Regions from separate parts of the Homo sapiens genome. Here region 1 is linked to region 2. A link is an interaction called in ENCODE POLR2A ChIA-PET data of the cell type or tissue named here. Cell type or tissue: GM12878. All regions are shown on one strand. Each heading gives the region's core, and the rest is flanking DNA. Links, peaks and the distances in the headings are about the cores only. Region 1 holds the start of C5-OT1 (C5 3' UTR overlapping transcript 1). Region 2 has its middle 20 kb from the start of PHF19.

Evidence for each region. ChIA-PET counts read pairs that join two places held together with the same protein. Peaks named below come from ENCODE experiments on the same cell type or tissue, not always from the same donor. Only the 100,000 strongest peaks of a DNase experiment are listed, where the experiment ranks them.
Region 1: POLR2A ChIA-PET joins it to region 2 with 5 read pairs; 6 of 35 experiments call an interaction of 5 or more read pairs at or near these places.

Annotation. Positions count from the first base shown.
Region 1 is chr9:120,950,191-120,954,570 of GRCh38, forward strand. It overlaps C5 (complement C5), which reads right to left. Exons shown (of 41, transcript NM_001735.3): 40 at 3,540-3,678; 41 at 2,145-2,678. The coding sequence ends at 2,549. It overlaps C5-OT1 (C5 3' UTR overlapping transcript 1), which reads right to left and starts at 2,641. Exons shown (of 2, transcript NR_148450.1): 1 at 2,002-2,641. In GM12878, for the core only: no CTCF peak of the experiment used is centred there; no DNase peak of the experiment used is centred there.
Region 2 is chr9:120,895,342-120,899,729 of GRCh38, forward strand. It overlaps a transcript of PHF19 not described here. Among named protein-coding and RNA genes, the nearest start is that of PHF19, 20 kb to the left of the region's middle. RefSeq lists enhancers at 1,354-1,855, 3,281-3,360 and a cis regulatory region at 1,603-2,311. In GM12878, for the core only: a CTCF peak has its summit at 2,173; a DNase peak (open chromatin) is centred at 2,040; H3K27ac peaks cover 1,479 bases.

The DNA of each region.
Region 1 (4,380 bases), core at 381-4,380, 55 kb after region 2:
CCTGGGCAACAAGAGCAAAACTGTGTCTCAAAAAAAAAAAAAAAAAAAAAAGAGAGAAAGAAAGAATGAAATACATAAGCCCAATATTTGGATGCTTATATGCCGTTTGGTTTTTCCTGTTTCACATCATAAGATTATAGAACATCTTCTTAGCTATAGATAAAAGAGACATTAGAGTGTCCAATTCCCTTATTTTATAGGCTATCAAAGAGATTAAGAGGCTTGTCCCAAATCACTGCCAATTAGGGCCAAAGCCAAGACTAGAACTTGGGTCTTCTGATTCTCTACACTGTAGGGGAATCCACAAACACTTATTGAGTCCCTATGATGTGCCCGACATTGTGCCAACTACAGGAGATACTGGCGAATAGAACAGACTCAGACCTTACCTAAGTGGAGCTTTCAGTGTGGTCACGCTAAACTAATAATTCAATCTGATTAAGTAAATCATTGCAAGAGCACAAGTGCCTTGGAGGAGAAGTGCAGGGTTGGGTAATGGGCCCAGCCTGGTTTGGAGGGTCACAAAAGCCTCACTGAGAAAATATGTTCAAATGCATAGGAGTTAGCTGAAGAGGAGCTGGCAGATATTTTAAATGGTGCCAGGCTAATTCACAAAACCTTCTTTGATATTTGACAGCTGCATTGTGGGTTAATTAGGCCACTGTGGCCTGCCCTATTTGCCAAAGTGCTCAGGAAAAGGCAGTCAGACTCCTGTGCCTTCGAAGCAGCACCAGTGGTTCCCTCCTCCCAGCAAGGAAGTGACAGGAGACACCGAGAGGCCTGCTCTGGAGAAGGTCTCCTCACCCCTCGCTGACAGGGAGTGTGGGCATCTTGAACATGACACATTGGTTGTTTTTGCCAAGGGAGTGCCTACAATGTGAGCTTTGACATTAGAGAAAAATAAGTCCTTAGTCCCTGGAAGTGGAAAATCTTAGTGTTATTTACAAAGGCACACTACAAGGCCTTGTGTAGCTTCACCTAACTAGTAAAAAGCAGACTCTTCAAAAGGAGATGCATTCCAGTCTCTGTTAATTACCGTTACATCCGGAGGTCATCTTCATGTTTCCTGTGATAGTTCAGTGGGGCTGGTTAATCTGTGTCTAAGAAACTTCTACTATATCCTGCCTTACTGTTAGAAAATTCAACCCAACAAGCAATATGTAGTGATGTGGAACAGAGATGTATTTAAACTGAGATAGAGTCTTGGGGTTTGATTTCCAATTCTTTTCCTTACTAGGTTGGGAAAACTGCTTTACTTTTCTGAACCTCAATTTTCTTTTCTTTTTCTTTTTTCTTTTTTGAGATGGAGTCTCACTCTGTCACCTAGGCTGGAATGCAGTGGCATGATCTCGGCTCACTGCAACGTCCACTTCCTGGGTTCAAGTGATCCTCCTGCCTCAGCCTACTGAGTACCTGGGATTACAGGCTTGCTAAATTAGCCTGGCTAATTTTTATATTTTTAGTAGAGATGGGGTTTCACTATGTTGGCCAGGCTGGTCTCGAACTCCTGACCTCAAGTGATCTGCCCGCCTTGGCCTCCCAAAGTGCTGGGATTACAGGCTTGAGCCACCATGCCAGGCCTAAATCTCAATTTTCTTATCTGTAAGATGGGGATGATAATGATAATAATTTCTGAATCTTGTGAGAGGCTTGAGACATTAAATGAGAATATATGCGAGAGCTTTTTAATATGATCTGAAGTGCTGCAAAATGTCACTTAAAAATTAACTTCTGTTATGTATCCTCTTTTATAAAGCTCAAATTGAGGCTCAGAGAGAGACCTGGTTAGGGCTGGAGAAAGGTCTCCCGATCCGCCACTCAGTTTCTTTTCACCAGGTTGCTGCACTGGGGCCTGTCTTTTAGTAAAGCAATTGTTGGCGAGAGCAGGTTCCTGGGGGAAATGAACATGTGCCGGAAGGGAGGGAAAGAGAGTAGAGGGTCTCCCTTCAGGGGTATGGAGAGGGCAATGGACGGGGAGGGGGCAGGGACAAACCCACCTACCTTCTCAGTGCGCTGAGGGCTCTGAGGCTAAGCCCGCTCAAGGTTAAGGTTCTCTACTGCTGACTTTCTCCATCTCTCTCAATTTGCCTGTCTTTGTGTGGTTGAAGCTGATCTAGCATAAAATAACAGGCTTTTTAGCACAGTTTGAAAGCAAACTCAGGCTTTAATGATCAGTTTCCTGTTCCTTGGTATTTTCTTTCAAGCAAAGGCCATGTTTTTGTAATACTCCCTTTCAATGGACTGTTCTTTCGGCCCCAGCAAACATTCCTGAGTGGTAGGTTTGAGGAGGTGTTCCAATTTATTGTTTCCGGTGTCCAATAACCTTGGAGGAGTATCTGTCTTCATGCCCTCCAAGGCCATGTTATTTCAGAAAGTTACAGCATTTGAAATCATTCTCTAATAAAAGCAAGTGCCACTAATTCTAAGTAAAGTGAGCTTTACAAATAAGACCAGCTATGAATGTTTAAAAAAAGAAGAAAACAAAAAAACGAACTTCAACAACAGGAGTCCATAAGTGCAAACTGTATGCAGCTGAACTTCAGGAATTTTAGCATCCATTTAAAAAGATATCTTCGGCAAATTCATCTAAATTAGCTAAAAATGCTTGACACGATGAACATGTTGTGTCTCTAGGCCAGTATTCAATCCAGGTCAAGGAATCTAAAGGGTAGATGTACCTACCAAGAAACAAAGTGTTTGTGAGGTGGCCACAAAACAGAAAAGCTGAATTTGATTTCTTTATTTTTTTTTGAGACGGAGTCTTGCTCAGTCGCCCATGCTGGAGTGCAGTGGCGTGATCTCAGCTCACTGCAAGCTCTGCCTCTCGGGTTCACGCCATTCTCCTGCCTCAGCCTCCCGAGTAGCTGGGACTACAGGTGCCTGCCACCACGCCCGGCTATTTTTTTTGTATTTTTAGTAGAGACGGGGTTTCACCGTGTTAGCCACGATGGTCTCGATCTCCTGACCTTGTGATCTGCCCGTCTTGGCCTCCCATAGTGCTGGGATTACAGGTGTGAGCCACCGTGCCCAGCCTGATTTATTTTATAAGAGCCCAGCTGTGGTCAGGTCCCCAGGGGTCAGGCTGTCCGCCAAACTCTTCTGTACCGGCCTCTCCTGGGGAGGGTTCACAAACCCTTAAGGAATTGTAAAGCTGCCTGGGGCTCCCATATTAAAGGCAGAAAGTACATCTATTTCAATGACTAGTTTCTAAAAGCAGATAATACAATACATATTTACACATTTTCCTCTTTACAAACAGTCTGAGAACTATCAAGGGAGCTGGTGTGGTGGTTAGGGGAGGTCCGGTGAGTACTTTCAGATTCATCATCAGGTCCAGACACTCAGATGGTTAATCAGGCAGCTAAGTCCTCAGCTGCCACGATGGTTTTAAATCATTCTTTGCTTGACATTAATATTATTTAGTTCAAAATGGTTTGTTGGTTAAGAGCAGGGCCATAAGAAACACGTAGTGTATTTAAGAATAAATTATACTCAGTTTTGGAGGGAAGATCAGTGACTGAAAAATATTGGTGACTTACCTGAAACTGAAATTGTATTTTATCTGGAGGGCTTCTTTACCCATAATTAAGTACTGTCTTCCTTTTACCAGCTCAGCGTTAGTACAGGTTACCTTTTTAATGAAGGTAATCTCAGAGTCTTTCTCAGCAACAGCTTCCCCTGAGAGACATGCAAGTCAAGTAAGGTTATACCATTCATGTTTTAATGTCACAATTATAAACTCTCAAGTTTTCTGGTTCCTCGTGGCTATTGAGAGGTTCATGGCTAGTGGACAGCCGTGATATCCATGTGGTTAAGGCTTCAGTCTCTGGAGCCAGACTGCCTGGGTTAAACTCTAAGCATGCTGCTTCCTGGCTATGTGACTCTGGGAAAATGATTTATGTTATCTGTATAAGGCCTTAGACCCTCATCTTAAGACTGGGCATGATAATAAAACCTACCTTGTAGAACCATCGTGAGATTAAATGAGTTAATACATGAAAAGTGCCTGGAACATAGTAGGAACTATGTAAGTACTTATTATTACTCTTATATAACCAGAATTAAAAGAACCTCTCTACAGTTGAACAACATTAATCTCCACATTATATAGTAAAATATAAAATTATTTGGTATTTGGCAACTGTTAACTTTGTGGAAAAGTACAAAATGTGAAAGACTTGGAAAACTTCAAAGATAGTAATTTTGGGATTCTCAAAGAACTCACAAGTAGCCAGTTCCCCTACCTGGAATGCATTCCTCCCCATGTTGGCCTCTTGAATTTCATTTATCTTGAAAGTCTCCTTCAATTCTCACAGTATCCAGTAAAATATTCCTGGATGCTCTTTGTTTTAAATATCTTTCTGTCTCCTCTTTACCTCT
Region 2 (4,388 bases), core at 114-4,113:
TTAGGGATGGAGAGGTGGGAGGATGGATTCAGCCTGAGTTCGAGACCAGCCTGCGCAACATAGCAAGATCCCGTCTCAAAAAAATAAAAAATATGCCAGGGTGACAAAGAGAAACTCTGTCTCAAAAGAAAAAAAAAAAAAGATAAAATAAGAAAACAAAAAACAAAAACAACAAAAAACCCCAAAACAAAGCATAGAACCCCCCAGTGAGCTCTACTTTGCTCCCCTCTCCCAGGGTTTTGAGCTTTAAATTTAAGGACAAGTGATTGCCTTAAAGAGAAGCCTGTGACTTTCATGTTGCGTTTATCTAATTAGCTATAATGGCACTTTTTTTTTTGAGTCAAGTTCTCACCAAGGCTGGAGAGCAGTGATGCTATCTTGGCTCACTGCAGCCTCGACCTCCTGGGCTCAAGTGATTCTCCTGCCTCAGCCTCCCGAGTAGCTGGGACTACAGGCATGCACCACCACACCCAGCTAATTTTTGTATTTTTAGTAGAGATGGGGTTTCACCACGTTGGCCAGGCTGGTCTTGAATTCCTGACCTCAAGTGATCTGCCTGCCTCATCCTCCCAAAGTGCTGGGATTACAGATGGGAGCCACTGCGCCTGGCCAAATTATACACTTTAAGTGGGTAAATTGTATGGTGTGTGAATTGCATCTTTAAAAAGCTGTTACCAAAAAACTCCAAGCTTTGCTGCTCCTCACTAGCCATGTGACCCTGAAGAGTGACCTCACCTCTCTGAGCCTCAGTTTCTTTATCTGTAAAATGGGCAGGATAAAAGTAGCTGCCTCAGGAGGTTGTTGTGAGGTTTTAAGGGGAGGAATTATGTAACAAGTTAGCATGGTACTTGATATACAATAAAACCTTGATAAATAATAACACTAGCTAGTGTTTACTGAGGGCTCACTCGTACCTGGCACTCTGCTAAGCTCTTAGGTCCATGATCTCATTTAATCCTCTAACCACTCTCATGCCAATTGTGTAGTGGAGGAGACCGAAGCTTGGACAGATGAGGCACAGATTAGAACCCTGAAGCTTGGGTTCTGAACCATGAGACAGTGTTGGTTTTTGTGTAGTTTTATGTTTGTATGGTTCTTTTTTTTTTTTTCTTTTTTTTTTTTTTTTTTGAGACGGAGTTTCGCTCTGTCGCCCAGGCTGGAGTGCAGTGGCGCGATCTCGACTCACTGCAAGCTCCGCCTCCCGGGTTCACGCCATTCTCCTGCCTCAGCCTCCCGTGTAGCTGGGACTACAGGCACGCGCCACCACGCCCGGCTAATTTTTTTTGTATTTTTAGTAGAGACGGGGTTTCACCGTGTTAGCCAGGATGGTCTCGATCTCCTGACCTCGTGATCCGCCCGTCTCGGCCTCCCAAAGTGCTGGGATTACAGGCGTGAGCCACCGTGCCCGGCCGTTTGTATGGTTCTTTTAAATTACTGTAACCCACTTCATTTGGAGATGCTGCGTTGCACACCCTGAAATGAAGTTTCATCTACTTATCCACCTCCTTCCAAATCGATTGTTTCCCTTTCTCTTGTGTAGGATACTTTATAAGGTATAACACGCCCCCACTGAAAGGCTGCACGAGACCTGGCATCTGCCCAGAGTGTAGTGGGCAGGGCCCACAGCCCACCCCTGTGAAGTGTTAGGCCTTTGGGAAGAAGGCCCAGGCTAGATGACTTGCTTTCAAGCCCCAGCGCTGCCACCTCCTAGCTTGTAGAGACCTCCTCGCCTTGGTCTTGTCATCTGCAAATATGCGGATTACGATCATATGTACTTGCCAGGGATATTGGGAGCTTGCTCACAGGCTCTCAGAAGCCCCAGAGCCTCACAATCGAGTTCTCCTGAGACCCCCATTGGCAGGGAGATGGCAGTCCTGGGGCTGGCCCACGCCCAGCAAGCTCCCCAGCCAGCTGTGCTGAGGCGGCAAGTGCTAAAAATAACAGTCACGTCTTGCAGGGACACAGGCTGGCCCAGAGGCAGATGGGAGTCAGGGAGGAAGTGGTGGGGATGCACCACCAGGACTCTCCACCTGCAGTGTGAAGATATGTGGGTGTGTATGGGGGATGATTCCTTTACCCAGTGCAAGGCCCCTAACTATAAAGGAGCTTGGTTTCAGGTCACATGGAGTGGGTGGGGCCTGTTCCCTGTAGCCAAGGCACTGAAAAAGTCCTCTAGTGCTATCCAGTGGAAATATTACATGACCTGCATATGTAATTCTAAATTTTCTAGTAGCCATATTAGAAGAAAACAAGAAGCAGATGAAATGAATTTTAATATACTTTAACCTATCAAATTTTTTTTTATCATTTCAACATGTCATCAATATAAAAATACGAATGAAATATTAAATTCTCAGCCGGGCATGGTGGCTCACACCTGTAATCCCAGCAGCTTGGCAGGCCGAGGCAGGCGGATCACTTGAGGTCAGGATTTCGAGACCAGTCTGGCCAACGTGGTGAAACCCCATCTCTGCAAAAATACAAAAAATGAGCCGGGTGTGGTGGTGGGCCCCTGTAGTCCCAGCTACTCGGGAGGCTGAGGCAGGAGACCTACTTGAGCCTGGAAGGCAGAGGTTGCAGTGAGCTGAGGTCGCATCACTGCACTCCAGCCTGGGCAACAGAGTGAGACCCCGTCTCAAAAAAAAAAAAAAAAAAAAAGAAATATTAAATTCTCTTTCTGATACTAAGTCTTTGAAATCTGGTGTATATTTCAGACAGAGCATCTCAATTTGGATCAGCCACATTTCACGTGTTGTGTGAGTTTCAAACAATCTCTCTAAGATTGTTTGTTTTGAGACGAAGTCTTGCTCTGTCTCCCAGGCTGGAGTGCAATGGCACGATCTCAGTTCACTGCAATCTCCGCCTCCTGGGTTCAAGCGATTCTCCTGCCTTAGCCTCCCAAGTAGGTGGGACTGCAGGCACCTGCCACTACACCCAACTAATTTTTGTGTTTTTAGTAGAGATGGGGTTTTGCCATGTTGGCCAGGCTGGTCTCGAACTCCTGACCTCAGGCGATCCTCCTGCCTTGGCCTCCCAAAGTGCTGGGATTACAGGCATGAGCCACCGCCTCCGGCCCTGAGATTGTTTTTTCATCTATAAAGTCAGGAAAATAATACTTTCCTCTGAGGTCTGTTATCAGTATTGTGATACTTGCAAGAAAAGCGTATGCTCAACAAATGAGTGCTATCATCATTTTATCATGGCTATTTAAACAAATTAATGTGCAGTCTGTTCAGAACTAAAACTGGATGTCACAGCTGATAGGTGTTTTTGTACTTTTCCCACAACATTATGCTGCTTCTAGTCATGAATCAAATCACTGGACTTAAGGGTTTGAACCTGGCATAAACTGATCTTGGTTCAAGTCCTGGCTCCTGGTGCTTGTGTGACCTTGGGTGAGTGATTTTTTACCCCTTGAAGACTGGGTGTTCTCTACTATAAAACAGAGATGATAATAATCACACCTTCCTGATGGGTTTTTTATGAAAGTTTCATGGAGCGATGTAGGTAGAGCCTGCAGTGCCGTGTCTGGCACTAGCTAAGCACTCCATGATTGTTTAAGATTATCTTATTCCGGCCAGGCTCGGTGGCTCATGCCTGTAATCCCAGCACTTTGGGAGGCCAAGGCAGGTGGATTACCTGAGGTCGGGAGTTTGAGACCAGTCTGGCCAAGATGGTGAAACCCCATCTCTCCTAAAAATACAAAAATTAGCCAGGTGTGGTGGCAGGCGCCTGTAATCCCAGATACTTGGGAGTCTGAGGCAGGAGAATCTGTTGAACCCAGGAGGCAGAGGTTGCAGTGAGCCAAGATTGGACCACTGCACTCCAGCCTGGGCGACACAACGAGACTCAGTCTCAAAGAAAAAAAAAAAAAAGGCCAGGCGCAGTGGCTCACACCTGTAATCCCAGCACTTTGGGAAGCTGAGGCAAGTGGATCATGAGGTCAGGAGATCCAGACCATCCTGGCTAACATGGTGAAACCCTGTCTTTACTAAAAAGTACAGAAAATTAGGGCATGGTGGTGGGCGCCTGTAGTCCCAGCTACTCGGGAGGCTGAAGCAGGAGAATGGTGTGAACCTGGGAGGCAGAGCTTGCAGTGAGCCGAGATCACGCCACTGCACTCCAGCCTGGGCGACAGAGCAAGACTCCGTCTCAAAAAAAAAAAAAAAAGATAAAAAGATTCTGTTATTCTTACACTGGCACCCCCACAGTGGACAAAGCAAGTGGCTTCTGCAATTGGCATCCTTACGACAACATGGTGAAGTTAGAATTTTCACTCTCATGGCAGAAGTAGAAGCTGAGGCTTAGTTAGCCTCTGCTCTGGAGCTCAGTAGAGGAAAGTAGATGCTGTTTGTCTCACTGGGGCTAAGCTTTTTTGAATGCAGAGG